Regions from separate parts of the Homo sapiens genome. Here region 1 is linked to region 2. A link is an interaction called in ENCODE POLR2A ChIA-PET data of the cell type or tissue named here. Cell type or tissue: MCF 10A. All regions are shown on one strand. Links, peaks and the distances in the headings refer to the core of each region. The heading gives the core; the rest is flanking DNA. Region 1 has its middle 72 kb from the start of PTCD2. Region 2 overlaps ZNF366 (zinc finger protein 366).

Region 1 (4,400 bases), core at 262-4,261, 93 kb before region 2:
CACTTCCCCAACTCCAACCCTGTCTGCCTTTCAAATCTTGTTCAAGTACCCTTTTTTTTTTTTTTTTCCTCGAGACAGAGTTTCACTCTTGTTGCCCAAGCTGGAGTGCAGTGGTTCTATCCTGGCTCACTGCAACCTCTGCCTCCCGGGTTCAAGCAATTCTCCTGCCTCAGCCTACCGAGTAGCTAGGCTTATAGGCGCCCGCCACCACGTCCGGCTAATTTTTTGTATTTTTAGTAGGAACGAAGTTTCATCATGTTGGCCAGGCTGATCTTGAACTCCTGACCTCAGGTGATGCACCCGCTCGGCCTCCCAAAGTGCTGGGATTACAGGCATGAGCCACCATGCCTGGCCTCAAGTACCTTCAATTGGCAGAACGTTATTTGCATTTAGAATCCTAAATTCAAAATAATCTGAAAATAATTGTTTTCAATTTTGCAATGAAGGAAAGCACCCAAGAAAATAGGTTGGAATTGGTGCTGAGGACCAATTCGTCACATCTGTTACAGAAGAGAGAACTGGGGGGATGATTTTAGTGGAATGAGTCTCTCCTTCCCTCAGGTCAAAAAAGAAGAGCTTCAGGGACACTACTCAGAAAGCTAGAAGTGTGTCCTCTGCAGTTTGGGCATTAGGGTGGGATGTATTCTGACTCCTGCCTGGGGAGTGTGAAAATGAGAGACACTCTGACTACAGGAGCAAAGCAATTTGGCACTGCATCATGATTGGCCTGTTCTTCTAGAGCTTCAGATTCAAGAGGAAGAAAGTAAAAGGAAGCATGAAGGTTTCTGATGTACTTGATGGCCCACATTCCAAAGAGAGCTGATGTGGAGTTGATTCATGTCTGTCCATGTGGGTTGTCTGAAGAGGAGAAGGGGCTTCACCAGGAAGAGGCTGGAGGTCAGCCATGAAATTCTTAGGAGTGAGGAAAGAGGTGTGGCATGGAACAGGAAGAGAGTACAGCATTTCCAAACATTTCCCCTAAGAAAAGGAATTGGGTTTATTGCCTGCCAGGCCTGGGGAGGATGCTGAAGGCTCACACCAGCTCCAGACAGTATCAATGGTCCTGCCTTCTTTAATCTCCTCTTTCCCCATACTTCAAAGGTCAGATACTATGGGTGCAAGAGAGAATGAAGGAGGAGATGAAAGGTGAGGGAAATGAGTGTTATGCACTTAATTGTGTCCCCCCGAATTTATATGTTGAAGCCTCAACTCCTAATGAGTTATCTCTAAAAGGTAAGGCTTTTATGGAAATAATTAAGGTTAAATGATATCATAAGCCCTTATCTAATAGGATTAGTGTACTTAAAAGACAGCAGAGAGCTTGCTTGCTGTCTCTACCATATGAGGACACAGAAAGAAGGTGGCCATCTGTAAGCCAGGAAGAGAGCCCTTACCGGGATCCAAATTGGCCAGCATCTTGATCTTGGACTCCCAGCCTCTAGAATTGTGAGAAATATATTTCTGTTGTTTAAGCCCCCCAGTCTATGTTATTTTATAAAGATAGCAAAAGCAGACTGTGAGAAGCTAAGTCGCTTCCTCTGTCTGCTGGTAACTTGCAAATGGGAGGGAGAAAGTGTTTTAGCCTTAAACCGAGTTTAGAGTTTCAATGATTATATAAAGCCAAATATTTTTGCTTACTGAATTGAGATCAAAACTTGTTATATTTTATTCCCAGAGAGTGACCAGAAATAGCATGAGATTGTTTGAGACTTCTTCCAGGAGCTGGAGAAGAACTAGTCTGAAGAGTTAATTTAGAGTCAATGGGGGCAGAAGACAAAATTGCTTGATGATTACATCCTAAGAATTGTTCTTGTTCAGCATACTGATTATAAATTAGCCTTCCAAATCAATATATCTTGTTTTATACTAGAGACACTCAGATATCCTAAAGGAGATAGAGTGACTCCAGGCCCCTTAGAAATGACTATACCTGGCAGAGCATGCCAACTGGAATCAGGTTGGCCCATCATGAAAACAAAGGAAAATGGAAGAGCCAGCTGACTGGGTGCACTTTTGGAGACATCTATTATCAGATTTCTTTCCATTTCCAAATGCACAAATGACCTCTCAAGACTTAGGGGGAATTCATATTTGTGAGGACTCGAGCCCATGCAAACCATAGCATTTAAGTTGGAGTTGTTTAATGAATCACAGCCTAATTTCCTCTGTTGCTCATGGCTATTTTGTTGTTGCTTAAAATGTTTGCCAAGAAAAGGGTTATATAACTTCTTACCTTAACATGGCAGAGCATATTTGGTAGGTGATGAGTAAACTGCCTAAGCTGTGCAGCACAGAGTCCAGTTATAACCTGTGTGGAACTGGCATTTGTGTAAATAGTCTGACAAGAAAGTTTAATTTCATTACAAGTACTTAAAGCCAAACAAGGGGATTCTGTCTGTTAGCTTCTGGTTTGGTTTCTTCAGCTACTCTGGCCTCTTTCCCAGGTGGATAATTCTTGTTACTAAAATAGTACAGCTCTAAGGCAGGCCACATGATGTTTGAACGGAGTTAGGGCAGATGGCAAACATTCTTGACCTTCTATCAGCATGAAACCAGAGTAGGTTAATGCCCTCTTAGTGGCAAGAAGACCAGTCTGGTAAAGTTTAAGAGTTAGCATTTCAAATGTATTTGTTTATTTGATATTAGAGTTTGAAGACATTGACTAACATTGTCAAAATTTGGTACACTGCTAAAGGAAATCAACATACACTTTTAAAAGTCTGTATGGAGTATAAGTTGCTCAGTTTTCATGCAGGGGTAAATAGCACCAGGTGATAATGTACTGTGTTTTGACCCTCTCCTCTGATGCTAGTTTGCCCAGAAATGAGTAAATGCCTAGCAAATTAAGGTGGGCTCATAGGTTCAAACGCCAATCAATAAAGCTAAAGATAAGCACTTAGCAATGTTGAATTAAGGAAATTGTCTAACTGAGATTAATTTCCACACCATAAAATTTGTCTGTTTCAAGTTTTCAATTGTATTATTTTTGCAGAATTATGCAACCATCACTACCACCCAGTTTTACAACTTTTTCATTGCCTCAAAGAATTGCCTCATGCCCATTTGCAGTGAATCTCTACTCCACCCTCAGCCCCAGGAAACCACTAATCTAATTTCTGTCTCTATAGATTTCATATAAATGAGATACAATATGTATTCATGTGTACATCTGGCTCCTTTCAGTTAGCATAAAGTTTGGCTTTTATGAATAATCATGCAATGAACATTTGCCTACAAGTCTTTGTATAGATACTTGATTTTATTTCTCTTGGATAGACACTTCAGAGTGGAATTACTGGTTTGTATGGTGAGTTTATGTTTATTTTTTTCAGAAACTACCAAACTATTTTCCAAAGTAGCTGTACCATTTTCCATCCCCATCAGCAATTTTCCAATTGCTTCATATTCTCTCCAACACTCTTTATTGTCCATCTTTTCTATTTTAGTCACCCTAGTGTATCGAGTAGTAACTCATTGTGGTTTTACTTTGCATTTCTCTAGTGAGCAATGACATCCAACATCTTTTCATATGCTTGTTAAACAATCCTATATCTTCTTGGTGAAATATTTGTTTAGTCCATTTTTAAATTGTGTTGTTTGTTTTCTTGTATATCGAGTTATAAGAGTTCTTTATATGTTCTAAATTCAGGTCCTTTGTTAGATACATGATTTGCAAGTACTTTCTTCTAGCCTGCGACTTGTCTTTTTGTTGACTTAGTGGGGTCTTTTGAAGTACAAAAGTTTTTGATTGTGATGAAGTCCAATTTATCAACATTCATATTTTATGGATTATGCTTTCGTTGTGACTGACTTTTTTTGTATAATGGTTCTACCATAAATGGGTGCATGGGAACATATATTCTTCTCTTTCTGTTTTGCTATATCCCTAAAGCAGCTCAAAAGTATTCTACTGAAGAAAAATAGTGATAAGGGAGTTTCATATAGGCACAGTCTCTAACATTGCTTTGAGATTGGAGAAAAATGACCTTGATTTGAATGAAGGGGAGAAAAAACCCCTAAAACGCAGCAAGAAAGTTATTCTGAGATAAATGTTGCATTAAACCTAACATTAAATTAATATTAACAGTTATTAGCAATCCAGACGAGCAGGAAGGGAAGAAGTGGTTAAAACTTAACGTTGTTATTGCTTGAGCTCGGGAGTTCAAGACCACCCTGGGCAACATAGTTGGACCCCGTCTCGAAGAACAGTTGGACCCATCTCAAAAAACAAACAACATAACATTATTGATTCTTTCTGGGGACAATAAGTGAAAAAACAGAGGACTTAATTGTTTAAGGAGGGGAGTTCTTAACTCCAGATGGTCCAAGGATGGAATGGCAGTGCTTTCTTCCCTGTTATTCACTCACCTCTTTTCTGGTGGCACAGGATGGGGCTGGTT
Region 2 (4,400 bases), core at 260-4,259:
AGACAAGAAAGCTCACACTGAACTTAGAGCATTATGCCAGACATTTAGATAATGCCCAGGCAACCCAGGGTAACAAGAGACCTATACCCACCACTGTGGTGGGTCCCAGATGCTGGCTTCCTGGCCTTTGAGGTCACATTCCCTCTGAGATCCTTCCTCAGATAGCCCCTACCTGTCTCTGTGGCATGTAGCTTCCACAATATGAGAAGAAGTAACATTCTTTGTGCCTGTGAGCCAAGCATCTGCACCTTTCTAGATTTTCAGTGTATTTTGTACAAACCAGTGATATATCGCCATGCTCCCTGGACACCTGTGTGGCTCTGGCAGAGTTTGGGGGCTCTCCTTGAATCACAGGGGAGACAGCCTTTCACTTCTAGATATTGATCCTAAACTGTACCAAGGGGAAGGATGAGAGAACAAAGTTGTGTTACTACTAAAACTGCCAGAGATATTTAAACTGTGATGGGAATGATGGGCCTGGGGCTTCATCCCACTGGAGTATTAAGTAAGAATCATGTGCTCCTGGCCCTCAAGCAGGTTTTTTCATCTGTACCATGAGGGATACACAGTATTTAAGGGGAAAGTTTAAAATCTAAGAAAGTCTGAAGATCTACTTAAAAAAAAAACTTTTTATTAAGGAAAAGTTCAAACTATGAAAGTAGACAGAATAATATCTGTCCTTATACTTAGTTTCAATTCATGACCAATCTCATTTCATCTATACCTCACTCACTTTCCCCACCTTCCGACTGGGATGCTTTTGAAACAGATCCATGACATCATATTATTTCATCTATAAATATTTCAGAATGTATCTCTTAAACATGGGTAATTTTTCTTAAAACTTAGCCACAATAGTATATTATACCTAAAACTCAATAATTTCATTAATCGCCGGGCGCGGTGGCTCACGCCTGTAATCCCAGCACTTTGGGAGGCCGAGGCGGGCGGATCACGAGGTCAGGAGATCGAGACCATCCCGGCTAAAACGGTGAAACCCCGTCTCTACTAAAAATACAAAAAATTAGCCGGGCGTAGTGGCGGGCGCCTGTAGTCCCAGCTACTCGGGAGGCTGAGGCAGGAGAATGGCGTGAACCCGGGAGGCGGAGCTTGCAGTGAGCCGAGATCCCGCCACTGCACTCCAGCCTGGGCGACAGAGCGAGACTCCGTCTCAAAAAAAAAAAAAATAATAATAATAATAATAATTTCATTAATCATTTAAATAGTCAGTATTCAAATTTCTCTAGAAAAATTCAACTCTTTTGCTTTGGAATGAAGGCCATTTTGGAGTTTTGTCAGTTCACTATTGAACTAGTCAAATTCCACCTTTCAGATATCATAGAGGTGTTAAGGTTGAAAGGAAAGATCTCTTCAGGAGCGATGACAAGAGAAGGAAAAACTATTTGGACTTCCTTATCCAGAGTCAATGATCATTAAGACTGAAAGGGTAAGTACCCATTACCCAGCCCCATCACACTTCCTTATTGTAGACTGAGGCACAGGATAGTAAGCTGATGTCCCCAAATGCACACAGCTAATTAATGACAAAGTATTCAATTTTAAAATGCAAGAGGCTCTATTTAAGTCTTACCTGCTTTTTAAATTACCATAGAAGGACCTATATTTCCAGTGCTTTGTTCATGACTTTAAAATGTGTGTGGCTTGATGGTTTAGAGCTGTGCTGTATAATTCAGTACTCATCATTAGCCACGTGTGGCTTTTGAGCACATCAAATTCAGTTGACCTGGATAGAGGTACGCTGTACATGTAAAATGCACACTGGATTTCAAAAATTTAGTAAAAAAACATTAAAAAATGTTTAGTAATTATTGTATTCTCTTGATTAAATGCGGAAAAAATATTTTTCAACATTGACACTCAGCACATGTTAGAGTGGTCATTTTACATGGATTTGTGTGATTATTCACTTAATGTCTGACTCTCTCCATACTGTTTGCTCCATGAGGTCAGGGATCCTGTTAGTTCACAGTCACTATTGTGCCTGCCCCATAACAGACCCTCAGTTAAAGAAAGGAACAAAGGAAGAACAACTGGAATCCTGCCTGCTCTAGCTGTGTCCCTTCCTTCTTTATTACCTCTTCCCAGTTCACTAATGTGTTCTTGGACAGGCCATCTGAGTAACCTGGTATATGAATTAGCAAATCCTACGGGCTCCATTTTCAATGTCTGTCTAGAATCCAAGCACTTCTCACCACTTCCACTGCCTCTATCCTGGTCAGGCCGCCAGAGGTTCCTTCCAGGATCATTGTAACAGCCTCCTGACTCTTCTCCTGTCTTCTCCCTTGGGCTCCTGTCTGCTCAACACAATAGTCAGGCAGGTTCTATTAAAATGTAAATCAGATCTTGTTATTCCCCTGCTCAAAACTCTCTAGTGATTTTCCATCTATTTCAGAGTAAAAGCCACAGTCCGCGCCGTGGCCTACAAGTCTCTACATGAAGTTTCTCCCTGTTACTCCTATGATCTCATGCCCTACCACCTGCTCACTTGCTTCTTCCACTCCCACTCTCCAGCCTCTGGTTGTTCCTGGCACACACCAGGCATTCTCCTACCCCAGGGCCTTTCACTTGCTGTTCTTTCTGCCTGGACAGCTCTTCCCCAAGATACCCACGTGCCTCTTTTGCTTCCTTCAAGTTTTTACACAATACTGTGTCTGAAGTGAGGCCACCCGAACTCTGGCTATCAAGCACTCCGTATTCTCTCTCCTTCCTGACTTAATTTTTCTCCATATCTTCTAACACACTGTGCACCTTACTTTAGTCATTGTTCATTTTCCTCCACTAGAATGCAACTCTGTGTACACAGGAATATTTGTCTTTTGTTTCCTTATATATTCCTGCTGCCTAAAATAATGTTTCGTGAGAGGTTGTTGCCTGGTAAACATCTGTTGACTGTGAGACTAAAGCTTAGCCTATGCACCTGAAAAATAGGCAGACTTGAGACCAGCCATTGGGCTTGAACATGCAGAATTGGCCTGTGCTGTCAGTGGGACCAACTCAGCTCTACCTTGGTGCTAGTTCAGGAGACTTGGAGGCTCCTTGCACTCAGATTGGCTGCCCAATCTTACAGCTCAGTTCTGATGACTGTGAGGCCCAAGGAAACAGTTTGGATTCAGGGAGGGTCTAACTGGCTCCTCCCAACATCCTGTGTACCTCCCCTGCCCTACACCACCACACACAAATATACCACAACATTCTCTCCCTTCCCAAGGACAGACTTGGGCTATTTCTAAAAGTGAGATTCTGATCCAAAACAGTAGCCAACACATAGTGCATCCCATGTGTACAGGAAAGGACAGGAGACCTCTGAGCAATTTCCTGGCCTTACATTTTTCCATTCCAGTAAATGAGGCCTTCTTTAGCTCAGGAATCTGTCTCTGAACCAAGCCAATGCTGTAATGGTGCATGCCATTTGTTACTGCCTGGCTTATATCTTTGTTCTTTTATTTTCCTTTTCTTTTTTTTTTTAGATGGAGTCACTCTGTCACCTAGGCTGGAGTGCAATGGCCTCTGATCTGGGCTCACTGCAACCTCTGCATCCCGGGTTCAAGCGATTTTCCTGCCTCAGCCTCTTGAGTAGCTGGGATTACAGGCGCCTGCCACCACGCCTGGCTGCTTTTTGTATTTTAGTAGAGACGGGGTTTCACCATGTTGGCCAGACTGATCTTGAACTCCTGATCTTGTGATCCACCCGCCTTGGCCTCCCAAAGTGCTGGGATTACAGGCATGAGCCACTACGCCCTGATTCTTATTTTCCATTTTAAGTGATCAACAATTAGGTTCTTTCTGTCATGAAGCTTTGACAACCAGCTCTTCCAGTTGGCTACCAGTTTAGGCATATATAATGCTACCGGAGAGTTTCCTTCCTAAACTGGCATTTTATTCAATAATGCATAATACTGAAATTGAGCTCTCTGTCTTCAAAGAGTTTTGCAACTTTACACCTCATTAGGCTGAGCAGTGCTTGAGCTCGTGCTTTATGGATTGGACCCCAGCAAGGTTAAACAATTTGCCTCAGGCTAAAACCTGCTTTGCTCTAAACAAAGTACTTTGTCTTTTTTAATGAATCAGAAAAATATAATGAATAAAAAATGTGGTTCCCTAACAACTATGTTTTCAGTAATTTGATTCCAAGTCATTTCCATATGCCTTTTAAGGCCATATTTGGGGTTCTTCCTAGTCTTCTGATATCATTTCACAGTCCTTCTCCCCTCCTCTCTCCCTCCTCCTCTTTTCCTTTACCCTCTTTGGCTTCTGGGATACTCTAGCTGCCAAGGGTCAACTACCATGCCCTTAGCCTGACAGCAACCCTTGTCCCTCTCCCTCAGGGACCCACTTTCAGATAAGCATATTGCTGTTAAAAGATGGGGAAGGCTTAAGCT

What was found. ChIA-PET counts read pairs that join two places held together with the same protein. Peaks named below come from ENCODE experiments on the same cell type or tissue, not always from the same donor. Only the 100,000 strongest peaks of a DNase experiment are listed, where the experiment ranks them.
Region 1: POLR2A ChIA-PET joins it to region 2 with 6 read pairs; 5 of 35 experiments call an interaction of 5 or more read pairs at or near these places.

The regions. Positions count from the first base shown.
Region 1 is chr5:72,390,180-72,394,579 of GRCh38, forward strand. No RefSeq gene overlaps it. Among named protein-coding and RNA genes, the nearest start is that of PTCD2, 72 kb to the left of the region's middle. In MCF 10A, for the core only: no CTCF peak of the experiment used is centred there; a DNase peak (open chromatin) is centred at 2,372.
Region 2 is chr5:72,483,311-72,487,710 of GRCh38, forward strand. The region is part of intron 1 of ZNF366 (zinc finger protein 366); the gene reads right to left. Among named protein-coding and RNA genes, the nearest start is that of ZNF366, 22 kb to the right of the region's middle. In MCF 10A, for the core only: no CTCF peak of the experiment used is centred there; a DNase peak (open chromatin) is centred at 2,541.